3 separate regions of the Homo sapiens genome follow, and all the other regions are linked to region 2. Evidence: chromatin loops called from intact Hi-C (ENCODE). Cell type or tissue: gastrocnemius medialis. All regions are shown on one strand. Each heading gives the region's core, and the rest is flanking DNA. Links, peaks and the distances in the headings are about the cores only.

Evidence for each region. Peaks named below come from ENCODE experiments on the same cell type or tissue, not always from the same donor. Only the 100,000 strongest peaks of a DNase experiment are listed, where the experiment ranks them.
Region 1: a loop joins it to region 2, with 8 times the contacts of the local background. A loop is called at or near these places in 5 of 110 quality-filtered maps.
Region 3: a loop joins it to region 2, with 6 times the contacts of the local background. A loop is called at or near these places in 3 of 110 quality-filtered maps.

The regions. Positions count from the first base shown.
Region 1 is chr2:42,049,942-42,059,806 of GRCh38, reverse strand. It overlaps PKDCC (protein kinase domain containing, cytoplasmic), which reads right to left. Exons shown (of 7, transcript NM_138370.3): 2 at 6,446-6,568; 3 at 5,500-5,771; 4 at 4,787-4,866; 5 at 4,414-4,521; 6 at 2,413-2,586; 7 at 1,290-2,204. The coding sequence ends at 2,119. Among named protein-coding and RNA genes, the nearest start is that of PKDCC, 6.9 kb to the right of the region's middle. RefSeq lists enhancers at 1,214-1,714, 5,582-6,296, 6,297-7,012, 9,683-9,865. In gastrocnemius medialis, for the core only: CTCF peaks have their summits at 4,637 and 4,837 (motif pointing right); DNase peaks (open chromatin) are centred at 4,856, 5,306, 5,646, 6,390 and 1 weaker place; H3K4me3 peaks cover 4,195 bases; H3K27ac peaks cover 8,000 bases.
Region 2 is chr2:41,846,388-41,856,252 of GRCh38, reverse strand. It overlaps the pseudogene RPS12P4. Among named protein-coding and RNA genes, the nearest start is that of LINC01913, 26 kb to the left of the region's middle. In gastrocnemius medialis, for the core only: a CTCF peak has its summit at 2,397 (motif pointing left); DNase peaks (open chromatin) are centred at 3,692, 4,522 and 7,952; H3K4me3 peaks cover 674 bases; H3K27ac peaks cover 5,555 bases.
Region 3 is chr2:41,920,629-41,930,493 of GRCh38, reverse strand. No RefSeq gene overlaps it. Among named protein-coding and RNA genes, the nearest start is that of LINC01914, 8.2 kb to the left of the region's middle. In gastrocnemius medialis, for the core only: no CTCF peak of the experiment used is centred there; DNase peaks (open chromatin) are centred at 3,613, 4,203, 5,601 and 8,113; H3K27ac peaks cover 7,683 bases.

The DNA of each region.
Region 1 (9,865 bases), core at 600-8,599, 200 kb before region 2:
TGCAGCCCTCGCAAACTTCCTGGCCCAGCCCCCTCCCCTCAGGTTCTCATCACTTCTGGCCCCGCCTTGTGCCTCCTTGGTGGATGCGGTTCCTCCGGCCCTCAGAGCCCCACAGGCCATATGACTGTTGGAGGGTAATAGAGGATTGTGTAAAGTCCAGTACTGGATTGCGTGGGGTGGGCTATGCATGTTGCATGGAGTGAGTTCAGCTAGGGAAGGAGGCCCGAGGGTGATGGAAGCTGAGGTCCTCCTTCGAGGGTTAAGGATGGTCTGAGGGTGGTGAGCATGGCAGGATTTGGCTGCATTGTCATGGTGTGAGGCTTTGTGGAGGCTCTGCCTCTCCCCTCCACCCACAATCCCACAATCAACAAGCCCAACACCAGAGGCAAGATGTGGGGTGTGTGGGCTGGGGATGGCAGTGGTGAGCTGCAACCCTGAGGGTCAGAGCGGCGACTATGACTAGGGCTGCAGAGCAAATACGGCTCCTCAGTCACCTCGAACTACAGGGACATCTTGTTATGTGACAAATTACACCAACCACGTCTGTTGAGGAGAAATCAGGTTAAAGTTTGGTTATTCTTTTTAAAGCCTCCAAAGGTTTGTGCCCATCCAGAATATTCTAAAAGTAGAATGGTGTATAGGAGAGAAGATATGGGTTTCAAGTCAGAAGCCCTGCATTCATGGCGGAGCTCTCTGGCCTCCGTGTGATCCTAAACCCGCAGGTTCTTGTTTTTGCTCTGGACTTCGATATAGCCCAGCTAGACCTTCCCTCCTAAAATTGACAAAGTGGAAGCTGGTCTTTCCACAGACCCTCCTTTCTTCTGAATGTTCATATATTTCATGTTCAGGGAAAGACTCAGAAAAGCTTAGTGCCCATGACCTTGTGGTGGGCCCAGGCCAGGTCCAACCCTGGGCAGAGGTAAAGCTGACCCACCTGCAGGTTGTTCGGGTGCTCCTTGTGACCCCTTCATGGCTGACATCTCACCATGAGGACATTATTCCACTGGGTTAGGGCTTCATACATAAGAAGCCGGTCTGTAAAAATGAGAACTTCCTTGGGGGAAAAGGGAGTCCCCATGTCTTTTTTGGGGACACGATGTGGAAGACCCAGCAGGAGGTGGGCACCATGGGTGGGAGCAGGGCCTGAAAACACTTTGTGATGACTTCAGGGTTTGCTGCTGAGATTTCACTCATCTTCCCCTGTGACACATGCATCCCCACAAACATATACCAAGGATATAACTGAGGACCAAGAAGTCACAACCTAAGAAACTGTCATTAGGGAAGAGTTTGCTGTGAAACATCATTTTATTAACTAATTTTATTTTATTTTTTACAAAAATAAACAATTTAACCAACAAGAAGTACAAAAGATTCTGGATATTCAAACTCGAGGAAGGGGGAAAGCCTGGTTTTGGCTGCTTTGAGGCTTTCATTGAAAGCAAATGAGGCAGAAAGGCCCCGGCCCCACCCCCGCCCCAGGTCCTGGCTCAAACCACACCTGCTCCCTGACCCCAGTCTTGGCTCATGCTGAGGTGTGCACCTCTGCCCCTGACCCCTGGGCTGGCCTGGGAGTGTCCCCTGTCGGGAGGTCAGAGATAGCCTCCCCAGGTACAGAATCACCCACATCCTGGAGCATCTCCCGCCAAGTCTCCTGTCCAGACCTAAGCTGAGAGAACACTCCACGATGGATTGTCCCCACGCAGCCCCCACCGCCTGCTGTGGCATGTGCAGCAGCAGCAGCAGGGGCTTTAGCTACATTCTCACACTATTGAACACAGTGATGGGGCTGCCCACGGAACCGTCCCAGGGAGGGGCACAGCCCCCAGTGGGGAGACTAGCCTGAGCTTGCTTACAGCCCACAGGGTTGGAGAGGCAGTCATACCCCCATGATTCCTGGACTAGGAGCCAGCAGTCCCATAGCTAGGCTGGTAAACTCACATTTTAACATTTGGCATTATTGCACGTTTGTCCTGGTCACATCTGTCTGTCTGGGATGTTAGCTTTGTCTGCAGGGGTTCCCAGGTGACATGCAGTGCTGCCAGTGCAAGTCACTCCCTCCACAGGCAAGCCCAGCTGCTGAGGATAGTCAGCTGGTCAGCCGAGCCCTCAGATAGGTCAGCCAGAGGCCTTCACATATGTGGTCTTGTTGGGATCAGGGACCACTTGGCTCCATCCAGTCTTGAAAAAGACCAGCTGCCGACCTGGGGGGCAGAGGTGAGAGGTAACAGGGCTGGATGTTTCTCTTTCTGGAGGCAAGACCATTCTCCCTAATTTGACTGCCTTGAAGACACGTATACCTCTCTCTCATCACCTCAGCACCCCCTCTGACTTCCGATGGGGGATCACTATCTATCAACCTCCAGAGAGGTCCTGCCATCTCCCTTGGAAGGGCTTCTCCCACTGGCTCACCTGTCCAGGTGGTCTGGTTGGTGACCACAAAGGCCCGACACTGGGCATGGCTCTCACAGACATCCACAGCCTCAGCCAGGTTGAACACTGAAAGGAGGCAGCTCCCGTGGTGGTAGGATGGCCAGCAGCGGTAGTCTTCCTGGGGGATGGTGCTGTCTGGGATACACTGGTACTCTGTGGGTTGGGGATGGAGTAAAATGAGAATTCTGTATGCCCAGGTTTGAGTGCCCAAGGATGTGTCACTTTCTGGAAAGGGCAGCAAGACTCATTTCCTAGGTGAAAGCTGAAGTCCAGCCCAGCCCTCTAGCACGCAGATGAAGGCAGCTACCACTGTTGAAACAGGGCTGACTGCTCAATAAAGACAAAGCACAGACTTGATTTTCAGGAGATACATATTTCCCAAATCTAAGGGCACATAGCTTGGTCAGGCAGTACAAGATAGCAGGCACATGAAAGGGGTACAGACATATACAGGGACACATGGAGTCCCAGCTGTCTAGGCTAATTGCTGAGGCCAGGACATTTTAGACAGTTGGAGCCAGGCTTCTCAAACTTCAATGTGCATGTGAATTACCAAGGACTCTTGTTAAAATGCAGATTCTTTTTCTTTTCTTTTTTTTTCTTTTTTTTTTTGATGGGGTCTCACTCTGTTGCCTAGACTAGAGTGCAGTGACACAATCATAGCTTACTACAGCCTTGAAATCCTGGGCTCAAGGGATCCTCCCATCTCAGCCTCCCGAAGTGCTGGGATTACAGGTGTAAGCCACCATGCCCAACCAAATGAAGATTCTGATTCTGTAGGTCTGGGGTAGAACTGAGAATCTGTACTTCTAACCAGCATCCAGTGTGGCCTGCAAGGGTTCAGAGCAACCCTCATTCACATTTTCTCCTGGCCTTGGGGAGAGAAGTTAGGCAAGTTCCTCAGAAGGGCCTGGGATGGAAGGGAGTCGGGGTTTTTGAAGTTAAGAGGCATGCAAATGGACTAAAATGCAAAAAATCCATGGCTAGAGTGGGGAGGGGGCTGGAGGGAAAATCTGAGATCTCATTCTACAGAGAGAGCCTCAGAAGCTCTGAAAACTCACAATCAGTGAGCTCCTCAGCTGCTGGCCTCTTGTTTGCTCCTGTCTTTCCCACTGCCTGGAGAGCCCCAGCTCTGGACTGATAATGCAGAAGCCCTGGGCCTCTGGCCACCCCACCCTCCTGCCTCCTTCTACCAGGGACTAGACCAAAGTCCAGGGCTGACTGTGATTTACAGCCCCATAAACAGCATCCTCAGGGACAGAGCCAGCCATTGTTCACCTCGTTAAACTTTATTTACAGGGCTAACAGGGCTCCCCCACCCCTAAGACTAGCCAGAACTCCTTGAATATGAAACCTGCTCACCCCTCAACCCCTGCCAACCCCAGCTAAACCCCAGGGCTTCAGCAGAAGGACCACAGCCTGAAACCAGTGGCCAGAATTCTCCCCCTGCCCTGGGGCTTCTTGGCTGGTTTCAGTGTGTGCCTTCCCTAACATGCAGTGCCCTTCTAGCCCCGGGAGGTTAGAGGAAGGAAAGGGAAGCAAACATATACTGCGTTCCAGCTGTGTCATAGGAACTGCACTAATTGCTTTCACACATTTCACCTGACATTTAATTCCCATAAGAATTTGGTGAGGTGGGTAATAGTGAACCCAATTCACAGATGAGGAAAGTGAGGTTCAAGGGGTAACTTGCTCAAAGTCATATAGCCAGTACATGATAGGGTTTGGAGCCATCCAGAGTAGGGGTATCAGTGCCCAACCCCAGGTTGAAGGCAGAATTATAGTTGCTCTAGCTCAGCTAGAGATGGAACCTCAAATTAGTCCATGTCAGCCCCTCCATGATTCTATGTGAGCCCCTACAGTGGCCTTTGGAGACAAGGGTCCCCAGAGAAAGGGTGAGCCACTTAGCCTAATTGGGCGGGGTCATTCACCCTCCCACCTGTTTCTTGCTTCCCTGTGGATCAGCTTGGGGCCACTCACCGGTACTGCTGCTTGCCGTGGAGTTCTGCAGATACTGCCCGCTCCGGTACAGGTGCAGCACCTTCTCCAGCTGGGCCAGGGTCTCGTCCACCCCCCAGGCGAGCTCTCCTGCAGAGTGCAGTGTGGCTAAGACAGGATGCCTGGGGCTCCCACTCCTCCCTGAAGTCAGCAGCCAGCTGCTCCCACCTCTGCCTCCAGAGCCTGTGCCCCAGTGAACAGAGGGCGGGGGAGCGGGGAGGTTGCGGCAGAATGCCACCTTAGGAAGTGATGGTTTCTAGAACCCCTGCTGCCCTGGGTTATTTTTCTCCCCACTTTTGCTGGCGGGTGGGGGTGGGGTAGGTGCCTGGAAGCAGATGGGCCCTGGAGAGCTCACCTGTGGCGTTGACGATGCTGTCCAGCAGAGGACGCAGTGAAGGCGGGGCACTGTGAGGCAGGAGGTATGTGAAGAAAAACCTGTGGCAGAGGGAAACCAGTGGCTCAGGAATCCAGCCTTTGGAGACACATCCTTCCTCTATTCCAACCTGGGGCAGAACGCTAACCTGGCCAGGGAGCCGGATCCCTCAGGCCTAGCAACCAGGCAGAACGCAGTGAAGTCTACTCAGCCTCGGGGGAGGGTTCTGGGCACATGCTAACACCACACCTAACTTCATACTAACCGAAACCAGGGGCCTGCTTCCCAACCCTTCCCAGGACTTGCCCACCTCCCAGCCCCACATTATCCCCTGACTGACTCCCGGTGTCGGAGCAGCCCCATGGCTGGGGCCCAGTGAGGAATTTCCCAGAGCACAAGGGCCTGGGTGGGAAGGGAAAAGTGCCAGTTCCACCAGCCCTAGGCTCCGAGTCCAACACTATTTTAAGAAGCCTCCAGCTGCCACCCCCTAACCCGGATTCTCCTTGGAGCTGTCTATTTTTAGCCTCTCCATCAGAGGCCTGAATGTTCCCTTCTGGACAGGGTAGAAGCCTTCCCTTGCTCTGGTCAAGGCTGAGTCTCCCTGCCCAGCTGGCCTCCACGTTGGCTCTCTTCCTGCCATGCCCTCCTGGCCCATTCTCCTTCGATGGAGTTCCCGAGTCAGGGGTGGAGGTCACCTGTAGGCATTATAGAGGTTCCGCTTCTCGTTCATGCCCTCGCACCAGCCCTGGGCTGAGCAGGGCAGGGTGAAGTTCCTGGCCGGAAACTCGAGTATGCAGTCGGTGCTGCCTGCACACGGCGTCTCCTCCACACGTGCGTCATCCAGGTCCGTCACTTTGAGCTCCCCATCCACCAGCACAAACTGCCGAGGGCGGAAGTCCAGCAGAGTGACGGAGCCCAGTGGGGAGTGGGCCAGGTGGTGGAGGAGGCGGCCCAGGCTCAGGCAGATCTGAGGGGCACAAGAAAAGACTGCTCACTGCTTTTCTCCTGGGTTGGGGGTCTGTGGGACTCGAGGGCACCCTCCTCTTGGAATCTGAACTTTGCTTGTGGGGGTTGGCACTTCTCTTCTATAGGCCCCAGGGCTCCACAAAGGCCAAGGTCAGCAGCCTTAGAGAGGAGGCCAGTGATTTTCTATTAACTCTCGGCTGGCCTGACCCTGGAAATGATATGGAGTGGGTGGGAAACTGCAGCAGCGAGGGTCTGGGGATAATGCATCTCTTCCCTGAAGTTGCATCCTGAATGTTGTTTTAGTTCAGTGTATGGAAATATCGGGAGGGTCAGGATGGTATTAAGGTCTTTCCTAGTTCTAGGACACTGGCCCTCCTGCAGTCAGGCTGAGTGTGAGTGTGTGAGTGCTCCCCTCTTTAAGGTGCCAGCCCCCACAAGCTGGTGTGTACACGCGCACAAGGAGGGGTGAGGAGGGCAAGAGCACAGCATGTCGGGATCCTTTAAGTCTTGCTTCTTTTTTGAACCCTTTGGCCGGTGGCTGAGTCAGCCTGTGCGCCTTCCTCCCCTCCCTCTCCCTGGGTGGAGGAGGAGTGGGAGCTGCTTTGGAGGGCTGGCCTTCTAAGGCAGAACCATCCTAGCAAGGAGCCCAGGGCCCGAGCCCTCCTCTGAGCTCACTCGGAATCGATCCTCCCAGGAAGTTTGCAGCAGCTGGATCATTTCTACAGGGGCGCCCAGCTCCGTGATGGTGGTCAGGGTGTCTGGGATGTCCTCGCTGTCCTGGTAGCAGTAGCCATAGAGCTGGGGAAAGCCGAGGGCAGGTCATTAGGTCACAGGGTGGGGGTGGGGACAGGGAAGGGCTGGACTGTCAGGTTCCCCCTCTCTCTCCTCCCACCATCCCCAGGCCTTTGCTTCAGCTCAGGCCAGAAGAGAATGGCAGCGTTGCCTGGGAAGCATGCCCTCTCTTCCCTGCAGTCAGACTTCCTACTGACCATGTCAGCCCCTCACCCCTTCCGACTCAGGTAAATAGGCAGGTCTGGCCACTGTGAGTTAACCACGTGCCAGGTACCATGCTAAATTGCTCTACGTGCATAACTCAATTATTGTAATAACCCTAATGGGCACAGTAGGTGCTATTATTATCTCCAACTTCAGGTGAGGAGGCTGACTCAGAGAGGTTAAGTTGCTTGCATAAGGTCGCACAGCTGATCAATGTAGGAGCCTAAGATGTGAATTTGTGCCACTCGGATTCCACAACCTATTTTTATTTATTTTTCTTTTCTTTTCTTTTTTTTTTTTTGAGACAGCCTCGCTCTGTTGCCCAGGCTGGAGTGCAGTGGCATGATCTCAGCTCACTCTGCTTCCTGGGTGCGGGCGATTCTCCTGCCTCAGCCTCCCGAGTAGCTGGGATTACAGGCGCTTGCCACTATGCCCAGCTAATTTTTGTCTTTTTAGTAGAAACAGGGTTTCACCATGTTGGCCAGGCTGGTCTCAAACTGCCGACCTCAAGTGATCTGCCTACCTTGGCCTCCCAAAATGTTGGGATTACAGGCGTGAGCCACTGCGCCCGGCCACAATCTGTTTTTTCTAAGAATGCTGTTTGGTAATACACAAGCGAGCATACGGTTGGACATTATCCTTCCTCCCCTCCTTGAATCTGTATCTATCCCTCATCATTTCTACCTTCTGGCAGCTTCAATTTTCTCTGCGTGGGTCTTGAGGGAGGAAAAGCAAGTTCCCTTAGACTGGTAACAAGTGTTGATAAGAACAAGGTACCTGAGGGCACATCCCCAGGTGTGTTTTGCATATGAGTGATGTGTATCAGTGGGGGTGGTAGTGAGTGATGATTCCTCCTGGAAGATCAGTTCTTTTGGGGTTACGGTCACAGGGAACTGCCCACTCTATGTCATCTGGGGAGAAGCTCCGCACTGCCCAGGGACTTCTGGGAAGCAAAGCCTGAGTGTCACTACCACCTTAACAGCACCCACAGGCATCCCCCTGGCTCTTCCAACATACTCCACAGCAGCTAGGGGCTCGTATGGTGCTCAAAACAACCAGCACCCTGTGGGGTAGAAACACGAAGGCTGAGTTGTCCAGGCCCGACTCAGGGAGAGGAGAGCTATGCGGTGGAGGGGTGGATATCCCTGTGCACTGTCACCCTCATACCATCATTCACACCCTCCCCAGAGCCACTCCAGGTCCTCACATGTCCTCTTCCCGCCCTAGGAGTGCCCCCTCAGCTCCCCGTCATCCTGCTGGCATGGGGGAAGGCCTCACTCTTGGGCTGTGACTTGGGGGGCCAGGGCAGCTCCAGGCACCCTCTTCTCTCTCCACCCCCTCCCCATCAGTCCAGGGAAGCCCCAGACCCTGGTGGGGTGGGGGGAAGGTAAGGGGAACAGCCCTGGGGCCTGGTTCTCATTTTCTTGCCCAGAGTCTGAGCCTTTGTGGGAAACTTCTGAAGGTTATTAAACACCCGGAGGTCGTTAAATGCGCTGTTAACGAGGTATTAATCAACACCCCTCAGGAAAAAATAAAAAGACACCATTAACCCCCCCCAGGAAGCGTGAGGCTGAGCATTTCAGTCACATCTTTTGTTTGGTTGGGAGAAGAAATATACTCTAGCAGGGCCAGAATCTGGGCCCAGGCAGGCCTGGGGGCCCATCCAAGGCCTGGGGGCCCCAGGATGACTGGGGGAGGGGGAGGTGGGGAGAGGTTGAGGGGAGGGGAGACCCTTGTGCCCTTTGGCCCTGGGCTATAGAGGAGTCAAGTCACGTGAGGGAGTGTGTATGCGTGTGTCAGGGGCGGGATGGGGAGGGGTCAAAGAAAATGGATAGAAAGATCTCGCCCAGGCAATCCCCATGACCAGAGAAAGCCCTGGGAGGTGCAGAATGGGGCCTGCTAGCCTGGGCATTTTCTATTAGAATCCACAGCACCAATTCTGGGCTGCTCAGAGAGGGAGGGTGGTGAGCCTGCACCACTAGGAACTCTAGAAATGTTCTCTAACTCCTCCCCAGTTCAGCAAACAGTCAAATGGTTTTGAAATTTTAAATAACTCAGAGGTATTAAAGCAGCATTATTTCTAGTTCCCTGTACACCTGCCCTGAAGCCTCCTGGGCAGGAAGACCCCACTGTAGGCTTCCCTGCCAGCAAAGATGGCCGTGTTTAGGAGGCCAGAGCGACACTGGCCTGATGGTCAGAAGATGAATGGGGGAGAGCCACCATCAAAGCAGTCCCTAAACTCACACTAAAGGGCCCCCCACTTTTCACTTTTCCTGGGTAGAAAGGACCTGTGACCCTCTCTCCCTTAGCAACCCTTGTGCCCTGGGGCCACTAACTCTCGTCTGGGACTCTACAATAAAGAGTCACACAGCTAACCCCAGACAACCCTGGTCTTGGTTTGGTGAGGGAAGGGTGAAAACTATTCTGTTGTAATTTTTTCTTTGGTGCCTTCAGAATTGGGCTGGGGGCCTGACATTTCAGAGGAGGACCGTCACGTGATATATATGTGGGGCGTTAGCTGAATGCTTGTCAGGAAGTTTGAGCTGGCGGGAAGAGTGAGGGACAAGTTTCTTAAAAGATAGGAAAGCACATCAAACATCAAACCCGTCTGAAGGGAGAGGGGTCTTGAGTCAAGTAACTAAGACTTTATGTCCTGCTAAGTCACTCAAGACCTCTCCACTCCCTCAGGATCTGGCTGACACCCTAGAGTTTCCAAAAAGTTCCCAAAAGTCCCTGGGAAGGAAAGAGTACAAGATCCTCCCAGTTAGAATGGCCACGTAACCAGGGGCTCACTCCCTGAAGCTGCAGACACGGTGTGAGCTGTGCAGCCAGGCTTCACTACACGCAAGTGTTGGTTCTGCCCGAGCTCCTGAGACCAGTTTGGGGCCCAGGGCCCGGTCACAAGTGTCTGACCAGGGTTGGGGAATACGATGGGGGAGGGGGAGACTGGGAGCCAACAGGAGTATAAACAACTTTTGGGCCAGTCTCTCCTGCTCTACGACGCCCACCCATCTCCCTCCAGGGCTGGGGTGCCATCTCACTCCTAAGGAAAGGAGAGAGGGACTCCTGGGTTTCCAGTCATTTCTGCTGGGTGCAGAA
Region 2 (9,865 bases), core at 101-8,100:
ATAGGCCTTGAGTGTGCTTTTTGAGCAACATCTCAGAGGATCTTCAAACAGGGTTTACAGCAGCACTTTTCAGGAGGTTTGATGGCATGGGAAGGGAATCTATTTCCAGATCCTTAACTTCCACAGGTATTTTTCCTAAAATTTCCCTGCCCCAAAGCAGGTGCCAGAGCCATTGTCTCAGCAGCTTCAAGCTGTTTGTCCTCCCGCGATTATACTCTATGCTTTGCACAGGTCAGCAGTGCTCCTCCTCTTTCAGGATCTTCCTGTAATCTGCTACTCTGTGGTGCTATCTCGGAGGCACCAAATGAAAAGATGAGAAATACCAGTTTCAGAGATCTCCTTTACTGTTAATCAAGGAGCCCAAGCCTGCCTTCTGGTTTTGTATCTTACACATGTTTCCTATTGTTGACTCCTAATCCTACTTAGAGTTAACATTTATCCGTCGCTAACCCCTCCACTCTGGCAACTAAGCAAAATGTGAAAGGCTTAACGACATAGCTTCATTAATCCTCCATTTTTGTTGTCCTGCATGTTACATCTACATCATTGAAAATGCCACCAGATGATATAATTTTTGTTTTCGACATTCATACTTACTATAAAGAACTTAAGAATAAAAAAAGTGCCTTCCATTATATATTACTTTAACGCCACGGTAACCCTGTATTTTGTTAGATGGCCCCAGAGGCTGTGATTCCCATAGTAAGCACAGTAAAATGATGCCCAGCCAAGAGAAATTAAGAGATTTGTTCTAGTCTCCTGCTTGTGAGTGCTGGAACTGGATCTTATACCCAGATATTTAAAGTCAGATTTCAAAATCCAATATTCTTTTCTACATACTAAATGACTTCTCTTGGAGTGGGCATGTGAGTTTGCTTTAGGAGGCAGCACAGAGAAGAACATGTTATTCTACTGAGTCTTGAAGGGAAAGAATCAGAATCCCCAAGTGTACCTGTAGGAAGTAAGGAGGGAGAACCACAAGGATGGGAGAACCGGTGTGATGACTGGAATCTGCGGGAATAACAAACTGGCTGCCCAGGGGAGGGGGCCTGGCTTGGGTCAGGGGACTCTGAGGCCCAAATAGGAAAACACCTGCACGTCCCCAGCCCAAGATCTGCTGTCAGGCACTGCCCTTACTTTATGTCTGTTGGTGGTAGTGGAGGCTGACAGGTGAGGGTCCCAGGGAAGCTTCTTTGACTCTCAACAGCAGCTCTTCATCAGGGGTCCTCAATATGCAAAATGGTCTGACTTTATTTTTCTGGGCCATTCTAGAAGAAAACCCTGACTTGGCAATGGGAAGGGGAAGGGAGGTTCTACAGGGGAGGAGGGCCTGGCCCAGCAGGAGTCTGAGCTGCAGGCTGAGCTGAGGGGCAGCAGAGAGCTGATGGGATGACAACTGCAATGGAATGAATGTCCACTGCAGCTGAATGAATGTTCCACATGTTTTGGGACATTTTCTATTTCCCACATGGCATCTCAGAAAATTTGGGGTGAGATGCACAAAAGCTGCCGGTATAGTACATGGCCCAAGTGTGAGTCCCTGATCCATCACTTATTGTCTTGCAGTCAGAGGCAAGTTAATTGACCTCTCTAGGTCCCATTGCCTCATCTGTAAAATGGGGATGATAGAACTCACCTGGTGGGCTTCCTGTGACACTTGGCACGGGCACCTTCATCTTAGATTTTTCTAGACTGGCTGCTGCTGGAGGGCCAGGACTGTATCACCAGTGACTTGCGTAGTCCCAGACTTACTGCAAGTGCTGCTTGACAAATGGCTGCTGACTACACATGACTACAGGGAATCAGTAGGTGTTTGTAGATTCTTGAGTCAGACAGGCCTGACTCAAATCCTAGCTTCACTACTTATTAATTGTGCGAGTCAGTTTCCTCCCACCTCCCTTACCTTGTCTGTAAAGTGGAGACAACTGGAGAGCATGCCTTATAGGTTGCTGTGAAAATTAAAAGAGGAAATACATAAAAAATCATCAAGAAATCCCAGCGGCTATTACTGCAGATAGGTGTGAGGGAAAACAAGAAATGAGGCGTCAGGCAGCCTGCATCCAAGTTCCTGATCTGATAAATCACCAGCCCTCTCATCTTGGACAAGTCACCTCCACTTTGTCTTTCTGAGCCTTGTTATCTTATCTATCACACAGAGATGTTGAAGCTCTGTTGCCTCAGGACCATTGTAGAGTTTGGATGAGATAATATATGGGAAAGTTTGACGTGCATGAAGTGTTAACCAAATGTAGAGAATTATTATAGTCGGATCCCGATGGCCTCAACCACCTCAGTCCTCTGTGGGATGTCAGAATCCTCAGGAAGGGGTCCCAAGAGTTCAGTCAAATTCCTTTCTTTTCCTGAAAATTTCTTTCCGCAAGAGTTTGCTGCCCTCTGGTGGGTGTTATTGCCATATTGCACAAACTTTTCCTGGAAAAGATTAAGCATCTTGCCTTTACGGGCTGGAGGCTATAGCACATCTGGGAGGATGAGCTATGAATAGGAGCGTTGGCCTATCTTCTAGCCCTCCGGGGGAGTAGTTCTTGGAGTGAGGCCTCTGATCAGCATCAGCATCACCTGGGTGTTTGATAGAAGTGCACACACTCGGCCCTACAGCTGACCAATGAAGCAGAAACCCTAGGGGTGGGGCCCAGCAGTCTGTGCTTTAATGTGACCTCCAGGCTCTTGTGTGCAGAGGTTTGAGAATCACTGTTCTAGGGACTCCAGGACCTCAGAATTGGAAGGGAGGGGCTGGAGAAGAGCTGGGAAGGGCAGTGACTTTGATTGTGTGCAGTCATATAGCTATCTGGGGTGTGAAAAATATTAAAACTGCAGATTGAAAAGAATGGTAGAACTGGCTGCATGCAGTGGCTTACGCCTATATTCCCAGGAATTTGGGAGGCCAAGGCGGGAGGATCACTTGAATTGCGGAGTTCAAGACCGGCCTGAGCAACATAGCAAGACCCTGCCTCTACAAAAAAACTAAAGAAAAATTAGCTAGGCAGGGTGGTGGCCACCTGTAATCCTAGTAACTTAGGAGGCTGAGGTGGGAGGATCACTAGAGCCCAGGAGTTTGAGGATGCAGTCAGCTATGATCGTGCCACTGCACTCCAGCCTGGGTGAAAGAGCGAGGCCCTATCTCAAGAAAGAAAAAAAGTCAGAATAAATACACAAATATCCTTCACTAGATTTACCAGTTGTCATCAGTTTGCCACATTTCATTAATCTCGTTTCCTACATTTCTTTTATGCTGATCCGTTTCAAAGAAAGCTGTGGAAATCACAGCACTTCACTCTCACATATTTAGCAGCATTTTGTAAAAGTAAGAAACTTCTATATGGCCACAACATTATCATTACAACTAAGAAAATTAATAATTTTATAATTAATTTACATTCTATATTCAAATTTCTCCAACTGGCTCCAAAATATTTTTTATATTTGCATGTGTTTTAAATCCAAGATCTAATTCAAATTTATGCATTGTATTATGTATTGTTTTATGTCTTTTTTTAGTAACTTTTAATCTAAAACAGCCCATTGTCCTTGACTTTTCTTTTCCTTTTTTTTTTTTTTTTTTTTTTTTGAGACAGGATCTCACTCTGTTGCCCAGGCTGGAGTGCAGTGGCATGATCTTGGCTCACTGCAACCTCTGCCTCCCGGGTTCAAGTGATTCTCCTGCTTTAGCCTCTCTAGTAGCTCGGATTACAGGCACCTGCCACGCCTGGCTAATTTTTGTATTTTTAGTAGAGATAGGGTTTCATCATGTTGGCCAGGCTGGTCTCCAACTCCTGACCTCAGGTGATCTGCCTGCCTCGGCCTCCCAAAGTGCTAGGATTACAGGCGTGAGCCACTGCACCTGGTCAAATTTTCTTTTCTTTTCTTTCTTCTCTTTCTCTCTCTCTCTTTCTTTCTTTCTTTCTTTCTTTCTTTCTTTCTTTCTTTCTTTCTTTCTTTTTAAATGATACTGACTTTTTAAAATAATTCAGGCCTGTTGTGTTATAGAATGTCCCACAGCTGGATTTGTCAGATTGCATTCTCATGGTTGGATTCAGGTTAGACATTTTTATCAAGAATGCTTTATTGGTGATGTTGTATGCTTCTTGTTGTATCAGGAGGTCAGGTTATGTTGCTGTGAATCTGAATGACCTGGGGAGCTTTTTTCAGACACAAGTTCTTTGGCTACGCACCTGGAGTTTCAGTTTCCTTGGTCTGGGATGTGCTCCGCACATTCACGTTATTTGAAAGCGTCACAGGGATTCTGTGGTGTGGCCAGGGTTGAATCTCAGGAGAGGAAAGCCTTCCAGTCTCTCTTTCATGAATTTATCTTTCAACGCCTCCATCCCAAAGCAACAACAACTGGAGCAGTGCTACCATGTCCCTCTGCCCCTTGCTCACCCACCAAAACCTTCCTCCACCCACCTCCTCCCACCTCCAGTGAGATCCTGAGAAATGATTCACTCTAGGCCAGTTGTCCCTGGGGCTGAGCTGGAGCTTCTGCTCACCATGGGGTAAGCCGTATGATGCGGCAGGTGTCGAGGAACCTGGAAGGAGCTCCTCCTGGGGATGGGAGGTGGAGCTGGTACAAACTACCCATTGGAGTGAGAAGGAGGAAGCTAATGCAATCTGAGCTCCTGAACTTTATTCCCATGGCTGGGAGTGACAGTTCTGGAAAGATGAGTCGACTTTGAAAATAGGAATTGGAAGATATGCAATATTCCCTCTTCATATTGTAACACATCAGTTGCAATTTCTACTATACCAACATTGGTGTTTTCTCTCTGTCTCTTACACCCACACACAGCCATCCCGTACACTGAGGTTATGACATGTATTGATTTATAATCTCTACCTCAGTGGAGAAGATAATAAAAGTCTAAGTGAGCCTTAGAGATGTGATATCAGCGTGGATGGAAAAGAGGAAAGAGGAATTGTAGTTTTGGCCTCCTTTGAGTGGATGACTAGAAGTAGGGTGCAAAAATTTAAAAAAATGGTGGTCAGACAGCATGGGAATCTGATCAAAGCAGGGAGACTTGCCGGAGCAGCCACTGTGGGGCTAGGCACCTGTGGATTTTGGGAGAGAGAAGGGCTGAGTGGAATGGCAGAGGAGGAGCTGCAGGGGGTAAAGACAGAAGCAGCTGTGGAAATGCCCCCAAACTCAGCAAATTTGACAGTGTCTTTTAGGGCTAAAGGTCAAGCTGATGAACCCAGGGTCAAAACATGGAGGTAGAAACAAAATGCTGATAACTGCACTGGGCTAGATCAGGCAAAATTTGATGGCTGGCTGTGCTCAGTCCTGCCTGGAGCTCCTGAGCTGGGAGCAGGAAGCAGCTTCACCGGGCTGGGCTGGCTGGATGTAGCCTCATCAGGCTAAGCAAGGAGCATGAGCCCCTGTGATGCAGAGACTGGGGAGGAGGAGGGAGATGTGATCCTTTGAGCATTCCTGTAGCTCCTACCTCTTTACATCTGCTTCCTCCTGCTTCACATCCAGGACTTGGATACACAGCACCCCTGACCTGCATGGATGCCTTAGGAAATGTCTGAGCTTAACAAGAATCTTTAGAATATGCTCTTTCCCTGCCACCGCCAGGTCGTGCGGACGCAAAGGCTTTGGTGTGTTCAAGATTGGGCTTCACCCATAACCCACTGCCATGGCCGAGGAACGCATTGCTGTTGGAGGTGTAATGGACGTTAATACTGCTTTACAAGAGGTGCTGAAGACCGCCCTCATCCACAATGGCCTAGCATGTGGAATTTGCAAAGCTGCCAAAGCCTTAGACAAGCGCCAAGCCCATCTTTGTGTGCTGGCATCCAACTGTGATGAGCCTATGGATGTCAAGTTGGTGGAGGCCCTTTGTGCTGAACACCAAATCGACCTAATTAAGGTTGATGACAACAAGAAACTAGGGGAATGGGTAGGTCTCTGTAAAACTGACAGAGAGGGGAAACCCCGTAAAGTGGTTGGTCGCAGTTGTGTAGTAGTTAAGGACTATGGCACGGAGTCCCAGGCCAAGGATGTCATTGAAGAGTACTTCAAATGCAAGAAATGACAAAATAAATCTTTGACTCACACACACACACACAAAGAATCTTTAGAATATGCCACCTTGTCATGTATTCACATATATGTGCTCACATATACACACACAGCACACATGTAAAAACACATGAATGCTGAGCTAGGTAGGACTCAGGGGCCCGGCAGGTCTAGGCCCTGCTGCGTAGCCTTGGGCAAGTCACTTCATCTCTCTGAGCTATAGTTGCCTTCTCTGAGAGAGAGTGAAGTGAGATGATTCTTGAGATCAAAGAATGTAGGAGCTGGAAGAAAAGTCAGGCATCATCTTCCATCCCTTCATTTTACAGATGTATAATTAGAGATTAGAAGGGGTTCAGAAGCCATGCCATCTACTCCTTCCTTGGACCACTGGGGAAACTGAGGCCCACATAGGGAAAGAAAGTGACTATTCTGGTGTACTTTAATCCATGCACTTTATCCCAGGGAGCCAGGAGACTATCTCAGAAATATCTCTTCAGTCTCAACTACTTTCAACCTTCCAAAGCTAGACTGGAGAGGAAGAAGATGGTGGGTAACCAATGAATGAAGGAAAACAATGAGAAGTACCCTCATTGGGGAAAAAATGGTTGGAAAACACTAGGGTTAATCAAGGCAGGCAGGTTTCTTTACTAAGTATAAGTCTTAGGGCCATACAGCTTTGTGAGTCTACAGGTGAGGCTGTGTTGTGCAGCATCCCTCAGATGGCTGGATCACGGATGCTTTCCCTTGGAGTGTAGCATCTCAGGAGGCTGGAGTTATGGACCACCCCTGAGGAAACACTATGTAAGCTATAGGCAATTTTTAAGCCATAAAGAAAAATATTTTCTTATTTTTAGTATAAAAAATTTTACACCCATGCAATTGATTTTAAGCAACATTCAACTATATTGAAGGATGATTTTAAGTGAATTTAAAGACTCAATTTGATAGTTTTTCAATGATTCGTAACATTTGTCATGAGAAGTATAGGATTTGCTCCTTCCATTTATATTTATACTTTATTTTATTTTTGAGACAGTCTCACTCTGTCACCCAGGCTGGAGTGCAGTGGTGCTATCTCAGCTCACTGCAACTTTTGCCTCCCCGTTTCAAGCGATTCTCCTGCCTCAGCCTCCTGAGTAGCTGGGATTATAGGCGTGAGCCACCATTCCCAGCTAATTTTTATATTTTTAGTAGACATGGGGTTTCACCATGTTGGCCAGGCTGGTTTTGAACCCCTGACCTCAGGTGATCCACCCACCTCAGCCTCCCAAAGTGCTGGGATTGCAGGTATGAGCCACCGCACCCAGCCTCCTTCCACTTTTCATTCTTCTGATGTGGCAGTTAATTCTCGATGTCTTCTATTTTTTTTAACCTGGAAATTTAACATGTATATTTAGCTTAATTTCTCAAGTTAATATCTTTACCCTTCTCCTGACCAATTCAACGACCTAAGTATGCTTAAACTCTAACCACTCCCCACTGACTTATATGCCATTATTGCCCAGTGTTTTAGTTGTGTCTTATGTCTGGAAGCCCCTACAGTAGACATTACAACTATTGTTTTATATACCAACATTCATATAGATTTGTTCACATGTTAACCACTTTGCTTTCTTTCTTTCATTCTTTCGTACATCTCAGACTTTTGAGTTCTCTTACTGAAGATCTGTTTATAACAAACTATTTTGCTTTGTTTACAAATTTCTTTATATCACTTTTTATTCTTAAAGGGTAGTTTTATTTGGTACTAAATCTAGGTAGTGGTTACCGTCTCTAAAGTTCAATTTCCTCATCTGTTAAAAGTGGAGAGTAAATATCTTCCTTAGCGATTTCATGAGGGGGTTCTTGGGAGCATCACATGGCATAATGACTAAAAGCTTTCAGTGAACAAAGCTCAGGTGTTGACGCTGTCTTCTGTGCCCTGAGAAAACCCTGGGAGTTGTGTAAGACACTGCTTGCTTTCAGTAAACATGCTCTTTGCCAAAATGTCCTAACACACTGTTGCTCAACCTTGTTTTCATTATTGATGATTGTCCCTGTAAGGAGCCTTTTTAGATTTTTTTCCCTAATTGCCCCCTCCTCTCATGGAAATTTGATACTACGAGTAAACTGCAAATCCATTGGGCACTATATGTATATCTGTCCTTTATACCTAGAAGGAGTAAATACTTTTTTTTTTTTTTCAATTGGCCACCAAGAACTAGCTTTTGCTCTCTTGAGGGCAATATCGCCCTTGCTGAGAATGTGTGTTCTAGTGGCATTAGAACATTGGCAGCATTTTCAAACTGCAGTGCTGCCTAAGCATTAAACGATCAGGTGCCGGGTGCAGTGGCTTAGCCGGGTACAGTGGCTCATGCCTGTAATCTCAGCACTTTGGGAGGCCAAGGCAGGCAGATTGCTTGAGCTCAGGAGTTCAAGACCAGCCTGGGCAACATGGTGAAACACCATCTCTACAACAAATACAAAAATTAGCTGGGTGTGGTGGCTCATGCCTGTAGTCCCAGCTACTTGGGAGGCTGAGGTCAGAGAATTCCTCAGGACTTTGATGCTGCAGTGAGCCATGATCGTGACACTGCACTCCAGCCTAGGTGACAGAGTGAGACCCTGTCTCAAACAAAACAAAACAAAACAACAAAACAAAACAGGATCGGGCTTTGGAATTGGGTAGACCTGGAATTAAATCCTTGCTGTCATTGAGTAGATGTGTCACATCAGGTAGAGCTACTTCGCCTCTCTAAGCCTGTTTTAGATCTCAAACATGGTGACAGTATTTAAATAGGCATTTAGTACCGTGCCCAGAACATAGTATTTAATAAATGTTAGCTACTAACAAACATTTCCAAAAGAGGGTAATCCTTAACATTTTTCTTTTCCTATAACATATTTTAACATATTTAGTTATTATAAAAGTAAGTTATTTATGTCCACCCCCTCTCCAATTCCCCACACCATAAGGGACATGGAACTGGCCCGGTGAGGAGGAGAAGGACTCCCTGAGGGACTGGAAGGCAGCCCTGTGGCAGGGGAACAGAGAGAGGTCCTGGCAGGTTGACTCTCAGGGTGGCTATGCAGAGGCCACCACTAGGGTCCAGCTACTTCTGACCACACTGGAGGACATTTCTCTAAAGGTCTTAAAGGAGAATGAGAACTTGCTAAGAGAGGGGCCAGCTGGAGTTTCTCCTAAGGAGAAACAGATTGGAAGTGTAGAAGGCTTTCAACCAGAATTCAGCTGTGAACATTTGACCACTTTTCAAAGACCTCTAACATATCTGGATTAGGTTCAAAAGAAGCTGTTACTTAGAGTTCAGTTTGGAGCTTGGATTGAACAATGACCACCAATAAAAATGTACAGGTGTTTGCCTGTGTGTTAAGGATCTTCTCTGGGGCTGGGTGCGGTGACTCATGCCTGTAATCCCAGCAGTTTGGGAGGCTGAGGCGGGCAGATTGCTTGAGCTCAGGAGTTCGAGACCAGCCTGGCCAACGTGGTGAAGTCTTGTCTCTACTAAAAATACAAAAATTAGCTGGGTGTGGTGGCATGTGCCTGTTGTCCCAACTACTTGGGAGGCTGAGGTGGTAGAATCGCTTGAGCCCGGGAGGCGGAGGTTACAGTGAGCCGAGATCACCTCACTGCACTCCAGCCTGGGTGATAGGAAAAAAAAAAAAAAAAAGATCTCTTTGGCAGAATGTTTTCTTTCAGCATGAAAATAGAATGTCAAGGCTATGCCAATGTGTGGTTTAGATAAAGTATATGTTTTGGTCCAAAATGTTTCATGAGTGCAATGTTAATTGTGTGCTGGTGAACCTGGCCCAGTTATAAGAAGGTTCTAA
Region 3 (9,865 bases), core at 617-8,616, 74 kb before region 2:
GTGCATGAGTTCTCAGCCGTGGATACATATTAGAATCACCTGGGGAGCTTTTAAATCTCCCAATGCCCAAACCCTACTCTCAGAAATTCTGATTTAATTGGTCTAGGATAGGCGGCAAAACGATTCCTAGGTGATTGTAATATGCAGCCAGTGGAGCCTCCCTTCCAGAATGTTGGTTCAGCTTCACTGAAGGTACAACCAGCTTAAAAACCCTCACTGCAAGTCAGTGGATCCAGTAACAGTTGGAGAAAAAGAATGAGCAGGCCATGGCTAGACTTAGTTTCCAGGGCTTTGATATTTGATCTCCTTACATGTGATAACTACGATTCTTTTTTTTTTTTTTTATGAATTCAGATATTTATATGCTCCTCTAGTTTTCTAATAAAGTTCCTTTTGAAAAATTCAACCTCAATGCAGCTGAGTTAAGAGATAAAAGCACTGGCCTACACCTGGGGCCACAGGATCTCTGAGCAGCTAAGGGGTCAGGTGGGATGGAGGCAAGAGAGGTTATGGTGGAGAATTTGGGTGCACCGGGACCCAGAGAAAGACCCCGAGGGATAAGCAAAAGGTGAGCTGATTGCAATTTTCTTGTTCTATTTACTCTGTGATACTGTCATCATTTCTAACATGACTGTGGAGTCGAGTAGTTATAGAATTGCTGGATTTAGCAAATAAAAACCCATAGCACCCAGTTACATTCAAATTTCAGGTAAATAATTTTTAGCATAAGTATGACTCATGTAATATTTGAGACGTACTTATTCTAGAAAAATTATTTGTTTATCTGAAATTCAGTTTTATCCTGGTATCCTGTATTTTATCTGACAACCCTCTTCCATACACAACCCTAAATTCTCAGTGTTAAAAAATCTGCCCTGTGAGTGGGGCTTTCTCCAGGCCTTGAGCTGGCTCTTGCCGTCTTGGGGTGATGTTATGTCTATGGGTGATTGTTAGAGTCCTGTTCCCAGGTAGAACAGGGAACAGGATTCTAACAGGATTTTTTTTTTTTTGAAACGGAGTCTCGCTCTGTCGCCCAGGCTGGAGTGTACTGTTGTGATCTTGGCTCACTGCAACTTCTGCCTCCTGAGTTCAAGTGATTCTCTTGCCTAAGCCTCCCGAGTAGCTAGGATTACAGGTGCCTGCCACCACGCCTGACTAATTTTTTGTATTTTTAGTAGAGACGGGGTTTTGCCATGTTGGCCAGGCTGGTCTTGAACTCCTGACCTCAGGTGATCTGCCTGCCTTGGCTTCCCAAAGTGCTGGGATTACAGGTGTGAGCCACCGTGCCCTGCTGAGAACAGGATTCTAATAGCTACCCATGGACTTCACCTGTGTTCTACAGGTGTTGCTCAGGGTCCCCAAACTAGCCCCAGTGTGTGTGCACGTGTGTGACTCCGTGCCTATGGACAATGTCCTTGAACTTCACTCTGCCGGGCTCACCTGCAGTCCTTGGTGATGAGGTGGTTTCTGGGAGTTCCTCTAGAATACCCTCCTCTCCTGTTGTTGCTTGCCGAGTTTAGGCTGTATATGTCCAAGAGAAAGGAGGCTGGCACTACCCTGGGATGCCGGGGAATTTAGGCTGTATATGCCCAAGAGAAAGGAGGCTGGGCACTACCCTGGGATGGGTAGTTTTTTCAGAGAAGATGAATCATCTGCATACTTTCTTCAGAGGGAATTGGGCTGGAGGCAACGTGTTGAGCTGCTGGTGAATCAGACAAATGTAGAGAAAAGGCGGTGGAAAGGAAAGCACGGTTCACAAGTTGCAACCATTGCATCTCCCTGAAGCGGCTGTTCAGTGTCTGAGCCCGGCTTTCAGCAGAGGCTGCTCCATTGAAATACATTCAGAGTCAAAAGTGCAGTTTCCCGTTCTGTTCAACTCAGAACAGCTCATTCCCTGCTGGCTTGTGAAAGGAAAATATCTTGGGCCCCCAGAATCACTGAGGAAAACTCAAGCTGGAAACTGCTTAGGGCAAACCTGCCTCCCATTCTATTCAAAGTCACTCCTCTGCTCACTGAGATAGATGCATATCTGATTTGCCTACTTTGGAAAGGCTAATCAGAAACTCAAAAGAATGTAACCATTTGTGTATCACCTATCTGTGACCTGGAAGAGTCTTCCAGCCTTTGCTTCTAGTTGTCCCGCCTTTCCAGACCAAACCAATGTACTTCTTACATATGTCGATTGCTGTCTCATGCCTCCCTAAAATGTATAAAACCCGGCTGTGCCCTGATCACCTTGGGCACATGTCGTCAGGACTTCTGAGGCTGTGTCACAGGCGCGTCCTCAACCTTGGCAAAATAAACTTTCTAAATTAACTGAGACCTGTCTCAGATTTTCTGGGTTCACAGGCTTCAGAGTGTGAAGGGGCTTGGAGAAAGGGAGGCAGAGAGTGGGGAAGAGCCAGCTGCCAGCAAGAGATGCACAGCTGCAGCCAGAGAGAAGTGCAAGATGAGAGAAGGAGGGAGGGAGAGGTCACCACTGCTGGTTACTTAGCTGGGGATGTGCAGCCAGACGCAGGATGATCAGGAAGGGTACCCTTGGCTTGTCCCTCCAGCCTATCCTTCTAAAGGTCTAAGCTGGTGCTTGTGTGTCCTGAAGCAGTATCCGAACCAATTAGCCTTAAGAAAAGCTCAGGAGGGCACGTGAAGGCTGGAAAATGGGCTGGGCCAGGTTCTGGAGCCATGGCCAATTTTCTCTGGATGTTCTAGAGGGTGAGTGACCCCTTCGTGAGGCTCCTCTGCTGGTCAGGCCCCGCAGGCATGGTGAGGCTTGGGAGAGCTGGCAGGCCTCCCAGGGGAGCTCTCACTTAGAATATCTACTGTTGGAAGTCCTCCCCACTTCCCTCCTGACACTACCGTCTTCCCAGAATAATACAGTGCTGCCGTTTAAATGAAGGTCACAGACTTGGTTTTTGTGTTCCTTCTGGGATTCTAGCTCGGGAAATCCAGGCTCTTCTGTCTCCTTCTCTGTTTTCTGTCTTCCCGTGCCTCCTTCCTGATGGTCTTTCCAGAACATCTTCTCCCACAGGCAGCCTAGATGTGGTGTGGGAGGGCTCTCCAGAGAACGTCGGTATCTGGTGGTTAATTAAAATGATAAATGGGCCTTTTGCCTCTCTGGCCACTTCATTTAGGTCAGGAACAGTGAGAGGCTCTGTGGAAGATTGGGAGAGAAGCCAGGTGAAGGCAGGGACAGCTCCAGGACAGGACAGGCCTCCTCGACTCTTATTTGCAGGGTCCCCTAGTCCAAGAGGGTTGGTTCTCATGCAGATTTTGCTTAGGGCTGGGGCATCTGAGTGAGAGATGGGTCTCCAGGTGAGGCATCCTGACTGGTAATGGGTCTGGGCCTTGCTGACTCTTTGGGGTTTAGCTTGTAGGTTCTCAGCCAGGGCCCAGACCTCCATGCCTTTTCTCCAGGACCACAATGCTCTTTTCCAGAAGGCTGGGCGGCCTCACTGGTGAAAAAGAGCTGACTTGGGCCTCCAGGCCAGCAGTTCACTCTGGAACCTAATCCAGAGTCACAGCCTATTGGCAAAGTCAATGTGCTGTGGACTGTCATACAGACAATGTGTTAGGCCCTGTGAGTCATGGAAGATGGGCTTGGGTGACCCCTGGGGTCAGGCTCACTTCCTTATCCCAGCTCTAGGAAAGAACAGCTTGTCCTGTGGGATTCCTCCAGGCCGGCACATATACCGCAGTTGGGGCTGGGCTGGCATGAGCCCCTTTGGCCAGATCTTGGCTGGCTCTCATATGTTTACCTCTAACCAGGCCCAAGCTTGGCCTGAGGGCCCTGAGTCTCTGCCTGGTGGAGACATTCATGTGGACAGAGCCAGCACCCAGGAGAGACTGATAGGTGAATCCTGACAGGATTGTGATGTATGCATTACTTCCCGTGAAGCTGAGGGGTCTGAATACCCAACTAGTGTGTGTTTAGGGGGTCGAGAAGTGGGAGCTCAGAGCTGGGGGTGTGGCTGGAATGACTGGGAAAGGAGAGAGGGTCCAGTTCTCGTTAAGTCCCTGCTCTTCATCATCATTTCCTGGCTCCTTTCCTCTTACCTGGCATTTCTCAAGTTCTGGGGCAAGGTCTAAATTGGGCACTTGGATGAGACTTTCCCAGGGAGCTGCCAGCCTTCCAGGTCCAGGGTGGTCACAGGACCCGCTGGCTCCACATCTCCTCCTCTCAGTTTGGCCCTCGCCCTAATCCCTGCTGGTGTCTGATGCCAGTAACTTGCTGCCTGCTGAAGTCCTTTCTCATTGTGCCAGTTCCAGGCGCTATCTGGAGCTGCCGAGGTGGATCTGCGTGTGTGTGTGTGTGTGTGTGTGTGTGTGTGTGTGTGTGTGTGTGTGTCTCTACATGTCCTCCTTGGACATTTTACTAAATGTTTATTGGCCCCAAGTGAGGCACAAATTCCACAGTCATTTCCAAACCTGAACTTAGTGGTTGGAGAAAGTGCTGAGCACAGTTTATTAAATGTGTGCCATCCTCTCCACCGTTCAGAGCCTAGTGTGTGCTGCCTTTCCTTTGAGAAGTCTTCTCTTGGGACCTCAGCCCTGTTGTCCCCTGCCCTCTCTAGGCTCCTGTGGTCCAGAGAGTGTGCTTGCACAACCCGGCTTGAGCTGTTGTCCCTTTGTGTCATTTTTGAACAGTGATATGGTTTGGCTGTGTCCCCACCCAAATCTCATCTTGAATTGTAGCTCCCATTATCCCCACATGTTATGGGAGGGACCCAGTGGGAGGTAATTAAATAATGGGGGTGGTTACCCCCATGCTGTTCTCAGGATAATGAGTTCTCACGAGATCTGATGGTTTTATAAGGGGCTTTTCCCCCTTTGCTTTGGCACTTCTCCTTCCTGCCGCCATGTGAAGGAGGACATGTTTGCTTCCTCTTCTGCCATGTTTGTAAGTTTCCTGAGGCCTCCCAGCCCAGTGGAACTGTGACTCAATTAGACTTCTTCCTTTATAAATTACCCAGTCTTGGGCAGTTCTTTATAACAGGATGAGAACAGACTAATACAGTTAGTCTCTTACCTTCCAGAGTGCAAGAACCAAGTCTTGTGAGTTGGCCTGACCCAGGTTCAAACTGTGCTTCTCACTTACAAGCTGATGACTTTGAGCTAGTTAATTTTTTTGAGACTCAGTTTCCTCATCTGTACAAGGGGGATAATAATGCTTTCCTCTCCAGATCATTGTGAGGATTTACGAGCTTATGCAAACTAAGCCCCTGGCACAGTGCCTAGCGTAGGGCAGGCACTTAATAAATCTGAGTTCCTGTTCTCTGCTCTTGTCTCCTCATGGTTGTTGGAACAGGGCTGGGCTTGTGGTCGGCACCCAGAAAAGTAGTGGTGACTGATTAATGATTATGGAGCCTGCAATTATTGGGATGAAGTCCCTAAACAGGGAAACAGCTCTAAGCAAACCCATTAATTAGGGGCCTGTTTGCAGTTCTTTTGTGCTGGCTTGTCATGTGTTAGTTCAAGGAGGGCTTTGTACCCTCAGCCTCTATCCACCCAGAGGTCATTCTGGGAAAATAATGACCAAGGAGAGGCTCAGGCCTGAGGTGTGCAATTGCCACCTACTTGTGACCTTCATGCCCATCCTCCCCTCCCCACTCTACTACTGGTGCAATAAACAAGTTAACAGGTGACAAAAACAGCCCTCATAAAGAAGGCCACTGGCTTTAGGATAGCATTAAGCCTGAGCTAATGGACTTTTTGCTAGGAACCAGGGACTTCCTGAGGCATAGGAGGACTCCTGACTTGGAGCGACCTCTCAGGCCAGGAGAGGCCAACCCAGGCTAGCTACTTTTTATTTTTTACTTCCAAGTATATTTAAAAAAAGAAGAATTGCCAAAATAGAGTGTTACATTACAAAATTGTGTTATAACTTACATGTTTATATTTATCAAGTTAACAAGTTTAAACCTCAAATGCAATATGAATGTTACTTCACAATAATTTCAAGGCTTTAAAAAATATTGTTGTGTACTGCAAGCAGGTGGTAAGATAAACTAATGGGATATAAGTCTAAAGGACCCTTCTGTCCTGGGTTACCCCTCACCCCACTCTATGGGGGACGGTCCCACGGGGCAGCTTACAGCCCAGGGCTCTGGCCTCTGCCGGCCTCAGTGGTCGGTGGTCATCTCAGAGTTGGGTGGGGGCCCTGGTGACAGAGACCTGGAGATGATTCATCTCATGGGGAAATTTAGACCCATTCACAAGCCATAATATGCCTGTAAACAAGAGGTGGGTCTGGCTTTCTTCAGACGTTGTATGGCTCTTGGCTGGTGAGCATTTATGCTGAGCCCAGCTCCAGTGGCCTGCATGCAGTGGGTGCTGAGTAAATACTCAAGTCACCAGCTGCAAGCACAGTCTGCAGTTCTTATTCACTTATTTGATGACTACTGCTTTCCCTATTAGATGGAATTATGCCTGACTTTTCCCTTCTGTATCCTAAGCATATAATAAGTGTTCCATGTATATATTGAAAGAAATGAAATCAAATTTTCTCTAAGAAGCACCCTGAATCAGCCCTTTTCTCCTGGGCTTCTCTTCTCCATTTCAGAGCATAACATTGTGTTGTGATTATATTTATTCCCTTGACTTTGTCCTGCACAGGCTCTGAGCATCTATTTGGTATCCCAAGTACCCAGCATAGTGACTTGCACAAAGCAGGCATTGATCAAAATATCTGCAACTTAACTGAATGAGTGTGAGTTTGGCATGTCCAGGCCAATGGAGACAGCCTCCCTTCTAACCCCAGGCCCAGCATGCTTGGAAGCTGTGTTTCTTGATGAGTATTTTCCTGTTTTCTAAATCTCTGTCCCTAGAAGCCCATGTTCTCCTCTTCCAGTGTTGGGGCACATCTGGTTATTGGTACACGTTGCTTAGTTAGAAACTCTTAAAACAGCATGAAATTGTTAGCACGTTGCTCAGGCCTGCCAAGCTGTTCTTGAGACTTGAGCTTTGGTAGGTTTGGTTTTCTGTTTGTTTTCTGTTTTCATGCAGTTTAGAAAATTGGTCTGTGACAACCTTGGAGGAAATAAGCCTGCCTTGAACTCCACCAAGGGGGAGCAAGCCTGAGATGGCGGGTGGCGGAGAAGGGAGATAAGCTCGGCGGGGAGAGGCTCTGAGATTCCCTGCCTGCATTCCTTTCCTTGTATTCTGGATTGGTCTCTCAGGCTAATTTGATGTGTGGGGAGAAGGGGTGCCCAAAGGAGGAGGGGTGGAACTGGGGAGAGGCTTGTCTCTGCGTGGCTCCTCTCAGGAAGACCGGCAAGACCAGTACAGCACCTTTCGGTTCTAGAGGACAGAGACATGCTCTCTCCAAATAAATGTCTGGGGATGGAGACTGTGAAGGAAGATGTCCCTTCCTCATGCATATGATTCCTCTGTTATCTTTTGGGTATGGGCAGTGTCAGAAGTGTCCCATGTGGCTCCAACACACCATCTCTTCTCCCTACTTTTGGCAGCACTTGTCTCTTGGCAGATTTTTCTTTCTGGAAATAATTTCATATGGGGAAAAGGCTGGGCTGACCTATTTCACTTTGGGTGGTAGTTGCTATCCTTGAGGGTAGGCAGAGCCAGCTACCGCTGCTTCTGGATGGTGAGACCGGGCATGAGGAAGGGTGGGTTGAAGAGGTCTCTAGAACCCCCAGGCAGAACTTGGTTTGACTCCTGGCAGTGGAGATGGGACTCAGGAATTGTTCTTTGGTCGAAATGTCAATAGCAGCATCACCTCTAACCCTTCCCCAGGCACCATGCCTTGTCTTTGGTGCTGTCTGTTCCATCTTTGATGGCTATTTAAAAATCTTTTCTTTCACCCTTTTCCACAAAAGCACTGCCTCCATTTCAGCCTTGAATTTCTCCTCAGAGAGCGGTTCTCAGCTGTGCTGCTGGGTTCTGTGTCTTTATGAGTGAGTCTGAGATTTCTACCTTGCCCCCCAACCCCCTGCATCTAATGAATCTCAAAGCACACCCTTGAGAACCCCAAGGATGGGCATTCTGCCTCCTTATCGCCCCGGGGCACTGAGGTAATTGCATCAGTAGGCGTGTCAATTCTCTAAGGGAACCCTTGTTTATTTGGTATCTACAATGTGCCAGACACTGAGCACATGACTTAGATGGAATGACTTGCTGAAATCATGGAGGCAGTAAGTGATATCCACATGCATGTCTGTCTGATAGCCAAGCACCTTCTCATTCCTCGTACCAGGGGTTCATGAACTCAGAGGATTAGAGTGCTTTGATTCTCAGTCTTTGTCATCTTGCCTGCAGCCCAGTACTTCTAGGCTCGCTTTCTTGGTGGTTCATACCCCAACTCTAAGCCTGTAAGAATAATCGGCGTCAAGGTAAAGTTCCCTTTGTCACCAGCCCTTGGTATTAGTTCGCTATATTAAAATAGGTCTTTAATTTAAAAAGCAGAGGAGGGAGAGAACTAAACATTGAAAGAGTTTATACATTTCTAATTGTGAATGTTTGGCAAGGCTTAAAGGCATATGATGGCTCCCATTTCAACACAGACACTTCTCAGGAATTCCTGCCAACGTTGTTCCCCATCAGTCCTTAGTCCCTTCTCTGCCTCCTTCTCACCTGGAAACGGTTTGAGGCAAGTGTACCTCTCATACACGTAATCTAGATTGGGATTCTTAACTTGGGATTTATGGATGGGTTTCTGGAGCCTGTGAATTTCTAGAAATTGAAAAATGTAGTTGGATTGTTGTGTGTGCTTTTTTCTGGGGAATGGGTTAACAGATTTTATCACATTCACAAAGAAGCTGGTGACTCGAAAGCACTAGAGGTGAACATGGAACTTCCATGTGAGAAACTTCCTTTAGAGGTAAGTGCTAGGATAAGTTTTGCCTCCTCTAAAGGGACCAGTGTGCTTTTTACTTCTTCTAATGTTGTTCTAATGATACCATTAGAACATTTCTTTTTTTTTTCCCATTTTCATTTTATTGGAATTATTTCTACCTGAATCAACTCAGCTTTGTGTAAATGTTATAGGAAGAGAAGATTCATTGAGCAGTTACGTTTTATTACAGAAAAAAAAAAAGAATTGACTTTCATACCAATTATCGTATTGGCCATAGGACATTTTGTAGGGGGCTATGATGTAGAATGACAGAAGGAAAGACGAAACCTGAAGGGCATCTTTACTAGGTGTGAGCTCGAATGTCTTTCTGGGACAAATGTCCGTGAGGTCAAGTGATGAGGTCCAAACAACCTGCTTCACTGTCTCTGGCAGGAAAAGATCTTGGGGCAGGAGGAAGCAAGCCCCTTATAGAGTAAAAAGAAGTTGCCATCATTTTGTGGGCTGTTGTGCTGTCACAGGATATAGTTAATAGGAAAATGCAGACATCAGTGAATTAGAAAACCCACTTCAGCAGTCCCCCTCTTCTCATGGCCCAAGTGAGGATCAAATGTGACTCATCGTGAAGTGATCCTTGTCTATCAAGTCCTACAGGCTTCCCTCCATCACTGAGTGACTCAGGACATGAGCTCTCATTGCCATGCAGAGTGGCTCTTGGCTTGGGTGGCAGGGGCCCTGGGAGCAGTTCCCTAGCTCTGGAAACATCTGTGCCACTTGACCTCATGGGCCCCTGTATTTATTTGAATAACTACTGGAGGATAATGTTGATTAAAAAAAAAAAAAGATGATGTGGTATACTGGAAAGAACATCGGATTTGGGGTCAGTCAACCGTGGTTCAAATCCCAAAGTCTTCCCACCTTTAGTAAAAGACATATTTAACACTTGGGGGTAGCTGGGCATGGTGGCACAAGCCTGTAGTCCCAGCTACTCAGGAAGCTGAGGTGGGAGAATTCCTTGGGCCCAAGAGTTCGAGGCCAGCCTGGGCAACCCAGTGAGAC